Regions from separate parts of the Homo sapiens genome. Here region 1 is linked to region 2. The links are chromatin contacts, found by Hi-C or POLR2A ChIA-PET in ENCODE. All regions are on one chromosome and are shown on one strand. Each heading gives the region's core, a stretch centred on a gene start or an enhancer-like site at or near the end of the contact. The rest is flanking DNA. Distances are from core to core; before and after follow the strand shown. Region 1 overlaps COBLL1 (cordon-bleu WH2 repeat protein like 1). Region 2 overlaps COBLL1 (cordon-bleu WH2 repeat protein like 1).

Evidence for each region. A loop is a pair of places that touch in the nucleus more often than their neighbours do. ChIA-PET counts read pairs that join two places held with the same protein, here RNA polymerase II (POLR2A). Pooled maps may share reads with other maps.
Region 1: a map of Caco-2 shows a loop between it and region 2 (2.2-fold over the local background). The contact joins two enhancer-like sites. A Hi-C loop is called at or near these places in 5 of 168 maps with a recorded cell type or tissue (B cell, Caco-2, Calu3 and 2 more), 1 of 37 single-sample maps with no recorded cell type and 1 of 50 pooled maps. POLR2A ChIA-PET finds 5 or more read pairs at or near these places in 2 of 52 experiments (OCI-LY7 and activated B cell).

The regions. Positions count from the first base shown.
Region 1 is chr2:164,790,326-164,796,872 of GRCh38, reverse strand. All of the region lies in intron 2 of COBLL1 (cordon-bleu WH2 repeat protein like 1), which reads left to right. Among named protein-coding and RNA genes, the nearest start is that of COBLL1, 48 kb to the left of the region's middle. Within about 2 kb of position 2,217, at least 2 of the 41 ENCODE cell types and tissues checked have a DNase peak (open chromatin) inside an H3K27ac peak, as active enhancers do.
Region 2 is chr2:164,756,192-164,762,770 of GRCh38, reverse strand. The region is part of intron 2 of COBLL1 (cordon-bleu WH2 repeat protein like 1); the gene reads left to right. Among named protein-coding and RNA genes, the nearest start is that of SNORA70F, 72 kb to the right of the region's middle. Within about 2 kb of position 1,375, at least 3 of the 41 ENCODE cell types and tissues checked have a DNase peak (open chromatin) inside an H3K27ac peak, as active enhancers do.

The DNA of each region.
Region 1 (6,547 bases), core at 968-3,467, 33 kb before region 2:
CTCCCTAGTAGCTAGGACTACAGGTGTGCTCCACCATACCTTGCTGATTTTTAAATATTTTGTAGAGATGAGAGTCTTAATATGTTGCCCAGGCTGATCTCAAACTCCTGGCCTCAGCAATCCTTCCCCCTTGACCTTCCCTCTCCTTTTTTTTTTTTTTTTTTTTTGGAAGGCCAGCTACTTCATCTGTCATCACCCACCATTAAATTTTATAGGAGCTTGGTTGCCTGAACAGATTTTTAAAGTTTTTATTAATTATAGTAAATTTATATTAAAATACTTTATTATAAACAATATTCATTGTAGAAAGTTCGAAGATATTAATAGGTATAAGTAAAATAAAGCAAACTTCTGCAGAGTTTATTCCTATTTTCTTCAATGTATAGAATTCTAGATTGTTTATTTCTGTATGCATTTGTTTATACCAAGATGAAATGCTGTTTTGGTTATCCTCATTTGTGAACTGATTTTTCTCTGCTAATGCTCTTCACTTTTTCATGTTAATTCATTTTCATCTTAGTTATGTCCATTCTCACATCCTCATATATACCCAGTCCTTCCTTACATTGACTCAAATGCCCCTAAAACATGTACAGGTACTTTGTCCTAATTAGGGTCTAATTTGGGACTTTGCTTTGCATTTGGTTATGCCCCGTAACCTTCAAGTAGTGTCCACTATGACTCTTTTTTTCAGGAGATCAAGATAGTTGCCCTACAAAATATTGTGCCATCTGAATCTTTCTGGTTTCTTCTTTGTGGTGGTGTTAACTTGTTCTTAAATCCTTGTATATGGAAAAGCAAGATCTAGGCAACATAGATTTAAGTTAAGTAGATTTCAACTAGAACATATTGTAGGTGGGGTCCTGTGTGCCACCATGCGTCTCACCAGGAGACACAGTGTCTAGAGGGGCCACCATTCATGGGGCACACTCTTCAGACCACAGTATCAGTGCTGCTTTCTAAGTCTGACATGCTTCTGCTTCTTATGTTTGATTCACTGTATATCAAAGAATCATAATTTTTTAGTCTAAGAAAAACTTTATGCACTTTTTAAAAGTTAATTTTAAATGTAACTTTGAAAAAACTCAGTTTTTAAAGAAAATGTATATTTTAAGATTGTTGATCACACTATTATCAGGGCTTTCTCTAAGACTACGGATGTATTATTTTACGTTTCCTAATGTGGTGCCTTTAGTCTCAAGAAAACAGTAAAACACCTTAGATATTGTAGATGTATGTTCTGTATGATTAAAAAAAATACATGTAGACTTTTAAAGCCTGTAAGAAGTTGTGATGAAGACATAGCTTACGATCCTGGAGAGAAATAATTTAACTGGGAGCGGGTCATTGGTCAATCTAGATACTCTGGGAGTAAGAAAAATTTAGAAGATATTTGCAATGGTTAATTTAATAAAATATAACGAATTAATAGAAATGATTAACAATAATGCCATGAAACATGTTTTTAATTGATATTTAATTCATTTTAACTTACTAAACTTTGAGGGAACTCCATATTTTTATCAAAAGTAAAAAGGTATTATTTTGCCATGTAATATCTTTCCTCTCTCTCTCCTCATATATATGCATAATATTCTTCTGTCAAATAATTTTCAGTTTATACCCCTTTAGACTTGTGAGTGCTTCAAAATACTGTATTGTTTCTTAAAAAACATTATTTCTAAAAGTTCTCCTTTAGAACATAATTATAAAGGAGTACCTTTAAAGAGACATTTAGGGTAGTTTCCCTTTCAAAATAAGCATATTTGATTACTTGATATGTGGAACCAACTTTCCCTAGAGACGAAGATGAAAAGAGTCCTCGAAGGAAGTGGGCTTAGTGAAGAATGGTCATTGTGATAAGTATTTCTCACAATTCACTTTTGTTTTTATTGGCTCTTGCTCTTGGCATTGATTTAGAAGGTTTACAAATTCATTTTCTTTGCTTTTCTTAATACTAAGTCTTAAACATTAGCACTTGTTGTGTGGGGCAAAGATTTGTGAATTCAACAATGTCTTTTGCTCTTACATGTAAATGGTGTTAACTTAATAGAAGAACATGAAGGCATTCTGGGGCAAGAGGGTCTGTGTCTGTGAACCATCAGTCTTCATGAGGGGGTTGAAATTGCCTTGTGATTCCTGGGGAATTCAAGTACTTATGCTGCGTATGTACTGAGCCCCAGTAAGTCTTGTTCTTTCTCTTTCCTTTCCCTGTCACTGCCTTGTTCAGGAGTGTGCACTTGACTGAACAAGTGGAATAAAATTTGCTAGGTCATCCCTGTGCCTAGTAAAGGGTCACCGAAATGTCAGAATTCTAAATACAGTCTTATATGACTCTTCAGAGGTGTGTCTGCATTTTCCCTAATCTGATTTTTTTTCTTCCCTACCCTCCTTACTCCATCCTGCTGCCCTTCCCCTCTGCAATAACCTGAAATGAACTTTTATCTGTATACTTCTGACAGTTTTTACCAGGACCTTCCCTAGGTGTAACATACCTCCCAAACTCAAAGACATTCTTTTTATGCTTAACACAGAGCATTTAGACAAATGCAGTTTTCTTTTACCTTGCATCTATGGAATGATTTATGGTATGCATAATTTAAACCTTACAACAACACTGTAAGAATAGGTACTGCTATCACCAGGATACAGATCAGAAGGCTGTGGTTCAACTTCCACCCCTTCAGTTTTGAGGTTTGGATTTTTCTTTTCAAAGGAATTGGCACCTTAAATGGGTAGACAATTCTTTTTCTTAACAAAGAGAGCTCTGCTGTGAACTTCCTTCAAATTTACTCTGCCATTTCTAAGTAAGTATGACCTTCTGTTTGTATTAATAAATAGGAGACTACATGGAGGGGGTTCTAATTATGATGAATAATTTATGTAAAAAGCCATTTTAACCATCTGATAAAACTTTCTGTAACATTACTTTTACAATTTTAAAACACATACACATTCCTAATCTGTAACTGAAAATTACTTTCCTAATAGATGATGCTAATGATTTCCATACTCCGTCACAGTTTACAAAGGAATATACTTATAGTCTTACCAGTCTGCTATAAAGCAGGCTTGGTTTTGAATTGTTAAATGGTTCCTCATGCAAATGTCTTTTATATTCCATGACATACTAGGATGATTTTTCTTTTCTTGGCATTTTTTTTCCTTGTCCCATGGGGACCTGTTAATATTGGAAAGGAATTTCACAAGGAACTTAATGTGGAAGCTATAACAACAAAAGTCTCTGAAAGTAGAACATATTTTCAGATCACCAGTGATTTTAGTCATTTAGTTTTTTGAAGATAGCAAAAAGGAACTAACATAAGAATATAGATAAATTAGGGCATAATATTATCATAATCACTCATTTGTTTTCCTTTAGTATTTTTCAGCACAGTAAAACGTATGTCAAAATAACATGAAAATACCTGAAATGAAGTTTTGTTAAAGAATTAAATTTATGAGATTTGTGTAAAAGGTTCAGTTTTGGTAGTGCTGTAAATATAAGATGGTACAAACTCCCTTCTTTTAAAAAACTTTTGTTTTTTTTTTTTGCTTTGTTTTGTTTTTTAAGAAAAGCTTGAAACCTTTCTTTAAAAAGGTTTACAAACCACTATCATGTTTTGTTCTAGCTAAACAGATTTCTGTTTGACAACTTAAATAGTGCAGAAGTCACTCCACAAGGAATAAATTGGGTGTTTCACAGGTTTGAATTACATTATACTGGGGGGTCTGGCCCATAGCATGAATTTAAGTTTCTGCCTTTTGGTAGGATTCCAAAGGCTGATTATCTCAGGCCTGTTTTTCAAAAGTAAGAAGCAGAAGATAAGCATGTGGCTCTTTCTTTCTCAGACTGGGTGGTGATCCTTCATTGGGAGTTGAATGGAGTTTTGGGGTAAGAATTTTTATGGGGAGGAACTGTAGGGTGTGTCTGCCAGTAGAATGTTCATTCCAAGGAGACATTCCAGGATATTATGGGCCTAGGAATGGAATTAATCCTGAGGTGGAGCAGAGTACATTACTTAATCTTCCTGCATACTGATTGCAGGACAGGCGTGTTTGAGGAGTAACATCTCCAGGGGGAAAGATTAAATGCTCAAAAGTGTTCTTTCTAGATGTAAAGCATACATACAAAATTGATGTTATAAATACTTGAAAGGGACAATTATGTCTTTTTCCTCTAAAGACATTTAATGCTTACTGTGCGTTACGTGTATAATTTAATCTAAACACTATTTGATTGGTACTACTCAATTTGAAAGTTGAGGAAATTAAGGCTTGGAGGTTAAGTAATTTACTTAAGGTTACATAATGAATAATGGAGTCTAAATTTGGTCCTACGTCTTTTGAACTTGAGTTATTTCTTAGTCATGATCCTATTGTGAAAAGGAGGCTGTTTCTAATTATGTGATGGCTGAACCCCAAGGAGAGCCAAGAGCCAAGGGGGTCCAGTGGAGTTGGACCTCCTATAATCCCAGCACTTTGGAAGGCCGAGGCAGGTGGATGGCTTGAGCCCAGAAGTTTGAGACCAGCCTGGGCAACATAGTGAGACCCCATCTATACAAAAAATAAAAAAATTAGCCAGGTGTGGTGGTGCACACCTGTAGTTCCAGCTACAAGGGGGGCTGAGGTGGGAGGATTGCTTGAGTTCAGGAGGTGGAGGTTGCAGTGAGCTGAGTTTGTACCTCTGCACTCCAGCCTGGGCCACAGAGTGAGACTCTGTCTCAAAATGATAATAATAGTAATAAATAAATAAATAAATAAAGAATAGAAAGAAAGAAAAACAGCCAATGGGGATTGCTTCGGGAAGTGTATCTACTCTCTACTTAAAGCAGCATCTCTTATGTGTTTACCAAAAGAGGCTGTGGATTTAAAAAATTAAAATAATTGAGCACTTATCTGACCCACTTTAATATTGAAATACAAATGTGTATGATCAGTCAGTTTTTAGTTTCAGAAAACAGGAAAAGCCGGCTGCTTTTTTTAAAAAAAAAAAAAGCAACAAAAACCAGGGAATTTGATACGTATATAAAGGTTGGCAATTTGGAGCAGCAGAACCTCACCTGTGCCTTCAGGTCTGGTGACACCATTTGTCTGGCCTGCCAGAGGTACTGCTACCTCTGCTACCATCAGGAAGGTGGAGAAGTTGCTCCTCAAGCTTAGTTGTGATCCAGGAGTCACAAAGACAGCACTACACATGGTGGCATATCTAATTAACAGATGTCTGGATGTAAGGGAGCCTGAGAAGAGAAGTATTTAGGATTTTCGCCTCTGTAATTCAGGCAGGCACGCAGGAAGACAGTTGGTATGGAGGTTACCCACCATATTAAAACAAATGTATGTATGTATGTATGTGTATATAGGTATGTATATATCTGTCTGTCTGTCTGTCTATCTATCTGATAGCAATGGGATAAGACCTTGCTTTGTCTCCATGTCTACATTTCCTGACCTCCCTCACTCCCAGCTGTCATTAAAATGTGACTTTTGTCTTTCTGGCCATGTGTTTTTGTTTTGTTTTGTTTAACCATGTCATTAAAGGCTTTCTCAGGGAATAAATAATTTAAAAATAAATATTTGATTAATATATGTAGGTAACTTTTTAAAAAGTATTTTGAGAAGTTATTTTGGCTACTAAGACAAGGGGTGCTAGAGCTAAACTCTAGCTCTCAATTCCAAAATACCTGCAAAAAATACTTAGCAGATATAACACTAGGAGAGTGTTCTGAGTCTATTATATCTCTGGCAGAGTATTCTGCACTTTTTCAAAGATAGGCTGCAGAGAATCAAGTATGTGTATAGAATACATTGTTATATGTATGTATTTATATACATAACTTTTCAGAATGGAAACTAATTTAGATGCAGACTTTACTGGAGACTTCTGATAGGAGTTATCTTTTGGAGAGCACATTATAATATGATATTTCAAGTTATGCAGAAGTGTGCAACGGATTGTTCTTAGCTCAGGTGCCTAAACTCAAAAGTTTAATTAGTTTCTAGAGAGAGGTGGAGAGTCTTCCAAAGCATTTTCCCATCAGCGATCAATGGTGTATTATGTAAACCATGTTTTCTTTTCTGGAGTTCCTTGTGGAGTCTTACAACTTTCTTTCTTTACTTCTTAAACCTTTTATATGTAGCAGGCAAGTGTGAAATACCAGTGTGTAAGTTAAGAGAAACAATTCCATAGGGAGGCTCTTTGTTGCTGTTTAATTTCAGACATTTGTCTCTCAGATTTTTTATGTATACAGTTAAGTCCTCAGTGTTGTCACTGGGTTCGTGGAAACTTCAACTTTAAGTAAAATGATGTATAAGGAAACCAGTTTTACTATAGGTTAATTGATGTAAACAAGATTGCGTGTGACATTTCTGGTCACAAAAGCATCACCAAACTTTTAAATAAAAACCAAAACTGTCACATTATTAAACATTAAAATAAATGTGAGCTATACATACATTTAAGAAAGGTTAACAAATCATGTGGGATAATGATTTACCTATTTATTCCCGTTTAGGGTCATGGGTGGCCAGAGCATAACCCAACAGC
Region 2 (6,579 bases), core at 126-2,625:
GAGTCGAGATCGCACCACTGCACTCCAGCCTGGGTGACAGAGCAAGACTGCGTCTCAAAAAAAAAAAAAAAAAAGGATGATAGGCTTAACTTGGCCTGTAGGCCATAGTTTGTTCACACTTACCTTATGCTGTTTTTAATAATGCAAGTGATTTAAGATGATCAGATGCTTTTACCAGGCTAGCTAGTTTGTTCTCGTATAATACACTATACATTTGATATATTGATTAAACGAGACAGCTGAGACACAGCTCAGTATATGTTGGATTGATACTAGAACTGAAGTATACTGTCTTGTAATCCAGCACTCTTTTCTAGTTCCCCACTACCTCTCCTGGTTAGTTCAGGACACTGTATATTGGATTATTTCATCTGTGGTACAGTAGATGCTACTACTGGCCAAACTTACATTGAAAGTACTTTGAGTTGTCATAGACTTGTCCTCCTTCAAACACACATGCTCAGTTGACTTTTATTTTGCCCAGTGATACTCACTTTTTTTCTAGCTCAGTGGTTGGCACTGTCACCTGTGGCCAAAGAGCATGGTCAGGTTAAATAGCCCTATAAGGAAGGATTAAGCCTATAATTATGGATTCACTTGAGGCTAGTATTAATCAGCTGAACTATTTGAGCATAATCACATAATGACCATAATTTTTCATCCAAAAGAACTTATTTTTCCACAGAGTGAAGAGCAAATGAGCTAGCATTTCAGAGGTTATAGGAACGGTTTAAGTTAGAGATTAGCAGCCTTTCAGAAATGATGATCTAAGACTTGATTTATTCTCTAGTTGCATTGCTACTTCTCTTATGAGATGGCAGGGAGATAGTGGAAAAACTGTGATTCATTCTTTGCTGAGAAAAGGTGAAAAGGGCCTGGTAGGTACTTGGCATAGAGCTGCCTAATATAAATGTGAAAATTGTATACCTGTATGTTCCTGTGGACATCCTGTTAGGAGAGAATTTGAGTGAAGATTTGGAAACTTCTTGGGTTTTAACTCTTACTGTGTTGTATATGGAGTAATATTTAGGTTGATCTTTTCATGAATTATATCGAACAAAGGAAACTTTTAAATCAAGTGCCTCGATGCTTATTTTTGTTTATGATTTGCCAACAATAATTATTTCATATAAAAGCATAGATAAAGGCCTATAATAGACATTTTAAATATGTGACGCCTGTGTCTTATTGAGGATATATTTTCTCTACACACCTTTGTTTTCACAGCATGGGTTTTTTTTCTTATGTCAGTGTTTTCACTTCTGTATTATCAGATGTGTTATGACTAACAGCATTTGCATTTTTTTTTTTTTTGAGATGGAGTTTCACTCTTGTTACCCAGGCTCGAGTGCAATGATGCGAGCTTGGCTCTTTCGCTCTTGTTACTCAGGCTCGAGTGCAATGATGCGAGCTTGGCTCACTGCAACCTCTGCTTCCCAGCTTCAAGTGATTCTCCTGCCTCAGCCTCCCGAGTAGCTAGTATTACAGGTATGTGCCGCCATGCCCAGCTAATTTTGTATTTTTAGTAGAGACAGGGTTTCTCCATGTAGGTCAGGCTGGTTTCGAACTCCCGACCTCAGGCGATCCACCCGCCTTGGCCTCCCAAAGTGCTGGGATTACAGGCATGAGCCACCGTGCCTGGCCAGTATTTGCATTATTAAATAGATCCATAACATCATTGCATGTCTTTTGCTGTATCTGTGACAGCTTCTTGACTCAGTTATATAATCTGGGAATGAGGTCTTGTGTGGGTAGGACTTCTTTAGTAATTAGCCATTAAATAGAACAACAGTTATTGATGGGGATCATCATTTTTTCCAATATCTTTGCCTTTATTTTAGTTCGGTGGTTTCAAACTGTAATGTGCTAGATTATCAGCGTATATTACCTGGACCCTGTATACAGGTTTACTTTAAATAGGTACGAACTGAAGCCAACATGTGTTATAAACAAGTTCCATAGGTGATTCTAATATCTACCAAATTTTGAGAATCACTACCTTAGATATATTTTTATTGTAACTTTTATTTTTTTACTAGTTTTCTTTGAAAGAAGTTACAGAAATAGTGCAGAAAGTTTCTCTGTGCCCTTCTTCTAGCTTTCCCCCAATAATAATATCATATATAATGGTAGTATGTTGTCAAAACCAAGGAAGTGACATCGATACTAATGCTATTAACACAGGTACAGACCTTATTCTGATTTCATCAGCTTTTTACATGCATTCTATAATCATTATGTTTGTTGATTTAGGTTTATAGTTCTATGAAACTTTGCCACATGTGTAGATTTATGTAACTGCACCATTCTTTATCAGAGTACAGAACTCTTCACCACCACAAAGAAACTCCCTCATGTTAACCCTTAATAGTCTCATCATGCCTCCAAATTTGGCTGCCATTGATCTGTTTTCTGTGACCTGAAGTTTGTCCCTTTGAGACTCTTACGTAAGCAGAACCATACAGTATGTAACTCCTTGAGACTGTCTTTTTTCAGTCAGCCTAGTACCCTTGAGATCCATCCGAGTTGAATGTATCAAAACTTTGCTGATTTTTATTGCTGAGTAGTTTTCTGTTGTATGGATGCATCATAGTTTTTTATTGTTTCTCCCATGGGAGCACATTTGGGTTGTTTCCAGTTTGGGTCTTTATGAAGAAAGCAGCCAGAAACATTCATGTAGAGGTTTTTGTGAATATAAGTTTTCACTACTCTTGTGCAAATACCTAGGAGTAGATTACTGGGTCATACGTTATGTGTATGTTTAGTTCTATATGGCAGTGCCAAATTGCTTCCCAGAGTGGCCTTCACCGTTTTGCATTCACATTATACAAGCCACATATGAGAGAGCCAGTTTCTCCACTTTCTTGTCTGTACTTGGTATTACCAGTATTTTAAAATTTAGGTGTGTAGTGGTAGATCATCATAGCTTTAATTTGCATTTTCCTAATAGATAATGTTGTTAAACCTATTTTTGTGTGTCTATTTGCCATTCGTGTACCCTCGTTGGTAACGAGTTTACACCTTTTTCCATCTCATGGCTGGATTGTTTCTTGCTATGGAGTTTAGAGAGTTCTTTGTATATGCTAGATATGTCTTTTTGCTGAATATGTGACTTGCAAATATTTTCTCCCAGTCTGTGGCTTGCGTTTTCATCCCCTTAATAGGGTCTTTCACAGAACAGAAGTTTTTAATTTTTGATGAAGTCAAATTTTTTTATATACATATATGTATACTAAATCTATGGATTGTGCCTTTGATGTCATAGCTAATCCTATGGCCTAACTTTTGTTCCCAAAGATTTTTTTCTTATGTTTTTATCTATAAATTTTTTAAGTTTATGTTTTAAATTTAGATCCAATTTAAGGTAATTTTTGAATAATGTGCTACTTTTGATTTTAGTATTTCTAAACTCTGTTTGAGATACTATGTCCAAATAGTTCTTTTAGCTAGTATTTGTCAAAACCTGTAACTAGGAAAATTATTTTGGCAAATTTATTTCAGGGAGTTTTCTTTATCAGTATGTGGTGAATGATAGGTTTACCCCAACATGAATTTAAAATTTTAACAGAGTCTGATAACTCAACGATGTTTAATATTTACCCAAGTTCATATTTGAGAGTATGTTATTCACATTGTGACTTGAAAGCAACTTTTGGTTTTATTGTTTGGTTGGCTGATCTACCAGTGGGCTTGCTTGGCTGACATGCATTCCCACTCTTTAATATGTGTATGTGCATATATTTTAATAATTATAACTCTCACATTTAATGTTTTAAATGCTAGGTTTCTAACCTAGTGTGTGTTTGAAATTTAAAAAAAAAATCAACTAAAACTTTTTAACTTCCTTTGGTGGAGAACTTTTTTTTCTATATTTATTGCTTCAGAGAGCAAGTATAGTAAAATTTTAAAAAATCCACAGATAATTTTGTTTTTAATGAGTAACTTTTTCTTCAAATTTTTTGAATAATAATTTAACCTTTTTAAAGTAGAAATATATATTTGTAATAAGGCCTTTTATACTTAATTTCTATGTGCCAAAGAAAAAAGAGGTCAGAGTTTCACATAGTTCTCTCTTCTCATATTTTTGTTAATCATTAAAAAAAATTTAATTGTAGTGTCAGTCACATTTTTATGACCTTTTTTGGACTAATTTTTCTAAACCACAGTGATTCTCCCATATATGTTGCTTGCAAGGCAACAAACACAAGTGCAAAGGAAGCTTTCAGTAGATGATGTTGAGTCCAGCTGCTGCTGACACTTGTATGGGCAGAAAGTTGTGCAAGAATGACTGGAATCATAAGTGAGCATTGGGACATGGTTTTGTGGTTTGGGTTTGTTATTGAGAGAAGTTATTTGGTCATTTCTATAAATGTTTATGAATTATTTTAGGGTTCTATTCAAAAAAGGGTAGTATTTGTTAGGGGATTATATATATAAAACATTTGGCATAGTTTCTGCAACTAGATAAGCATTCAGTTAATGTAGAGTTTTTTCCTAGAGTGCATTTAGGACATCTTTGCCATTGTTTAGTTGGACTTATTCCATTTTTAAGTTATTGGTATCTGAGGGCCTCATATGGTATTTCTTTAATCTGCTCACAATTTCTTTATATAGCACTAAGTACACAGTGGGTGCCCAGTAAATGTTGTTGACTGTCTTGTGACTCATTGTAGATATTTCTTTTAAGTCTGTTTTCTCAAATCGCTCGTTTGTTTACATTAATTTTATATCTCCTCCTTTGATATAGCTATTTCTGCTGAAGGTTTTTCTCATATTTTTCCCCAAGATGTTTTTCTCATCTTGTTCCCTTTTCTTGTTAAGAAAGTTTGACTTTCATAACTGTTCAAAAAGTAAACATCCCCTGTAAGATATTTAGGAAAACCCAGAGACAAACTGAAATTTCTTATTTATGGGACATATATAAGAAATTTAATATTTTATTATTATTATTATTATTTTTTGAGACAGAGTCTCACTGTCACCCAGGCTGGAGTGCAGTGGCATGATCTTGGCTCACTCTAGCCTTGACCTCCCAGGATCAGGTGATCCTACCACCTCAGGCTCCCAAGTAGCTGAAACTGTAGACATGAACCACCACGCCTGGTCTAATATTTAATTTTTACTTTGTAGTTATATTTTCCCATCCCATATCTTGGTCTGTGTTGGTGACTCCTTGAGAGAGAAACCCAGACAGAGAGAGGTGTGTGTGTATATATGTAAAATTCTATTCACTTCTATTTGTGCATTTTCTTATGTAAATTGTATCTCAGTAAAAAATATAAAGTAAAAGATCATTTTTGTTTCTTTCATGAGGAATTTTCCTCTTTGATAAAAGGAAACAAAAATGTAACAGGGATTTAAATTTGAAACACTTATTATTAAACTTATGGACTACTTTTAAGATATGTTTTATTCACTGATCCTGAGTGAATAAATGTGATTGAACATTTATTTTTTGAACATTTATTTACATAAACATTTATTGAACATTTATTTACATAAATGTGATTGAACTAGGTAGAAGCCTTTATGTGTGTATTAGAGTTTATAAAGTTCCAATGAAGGTATATCATTAAGTCTAACTGAATACTTAATAGTGTGCTAGGCATTATATGAGACCGGTGGTTCTCAAAATTGGCTGCACTTTAGAATCTCTTGGGGAGATTTTTAAAAATCCTCACAAACCAATTAAATCAGAATCTCTGAAAGTGACACCTAGGCCTCAGTATTTTCTTAAATGTAGGTGGGTCCATTGTGCAACCAAGTTTGAGAACCATTGTGCTAGACAATGAATATACCTTACCCATTTAACCCTCTCAGCAACCTTGAGAGGCAGGAAGTGTTATTCCAGTTTTGCAATTCAAGTTCCAGTGAGATCAAATGACCTAATAACTAATTTGTGCAGACCCAGACACAAACCACGATCTCTGACTCTGAATCTTGATTTTTATCAATAACTCTTGGTGATTAGTATGTAGATTTTTTTTCCTTTTTGCAAGTGTGTATCTTTTTTTATTACCCTGTGCCTTTCTGGAATGCATTAATGTTGTCACTGGAAGATTACACTGTATGTATTTAGTGAGCTAGATATTTTTGTTTTCTCCCTGCCGTATCGCCCACATGTCCCCACCAAAAACAGTGAAGGCCAAGTTATACAACGATTATCTAAAGCACTTATTTTAAATTTATAGATACTAGAATAAGTTTATTGACTTAGAGATGCTGCTTAGGAATAAACTATTACTCTATCAACTTTTATAAAAATATATTTTGCCATTTTTTAACTATTTTAGATATTATAAGCAAAACAAAAAATAGAAACCAGGGTTTTGGAATTGAAAATATTATTAGGATATTACTAAATGTTAAAGAAATTTCCCTGGAAATTACCTGAAGATGATGAGTAGAGGGGGAATGGAGAGAGAGAATTATGTTACTTAGCATCTCAGTAACTGGCTATCATAGTGAATATTAAACTTTTCCTCACCACAAGTATTTTTAGGAGTCATATGTTTTCTACTGGAGTACATATCTGCTTAGAATAGGAGAATAAGAGTTGCTTCAGGAAAAGTTACTTGG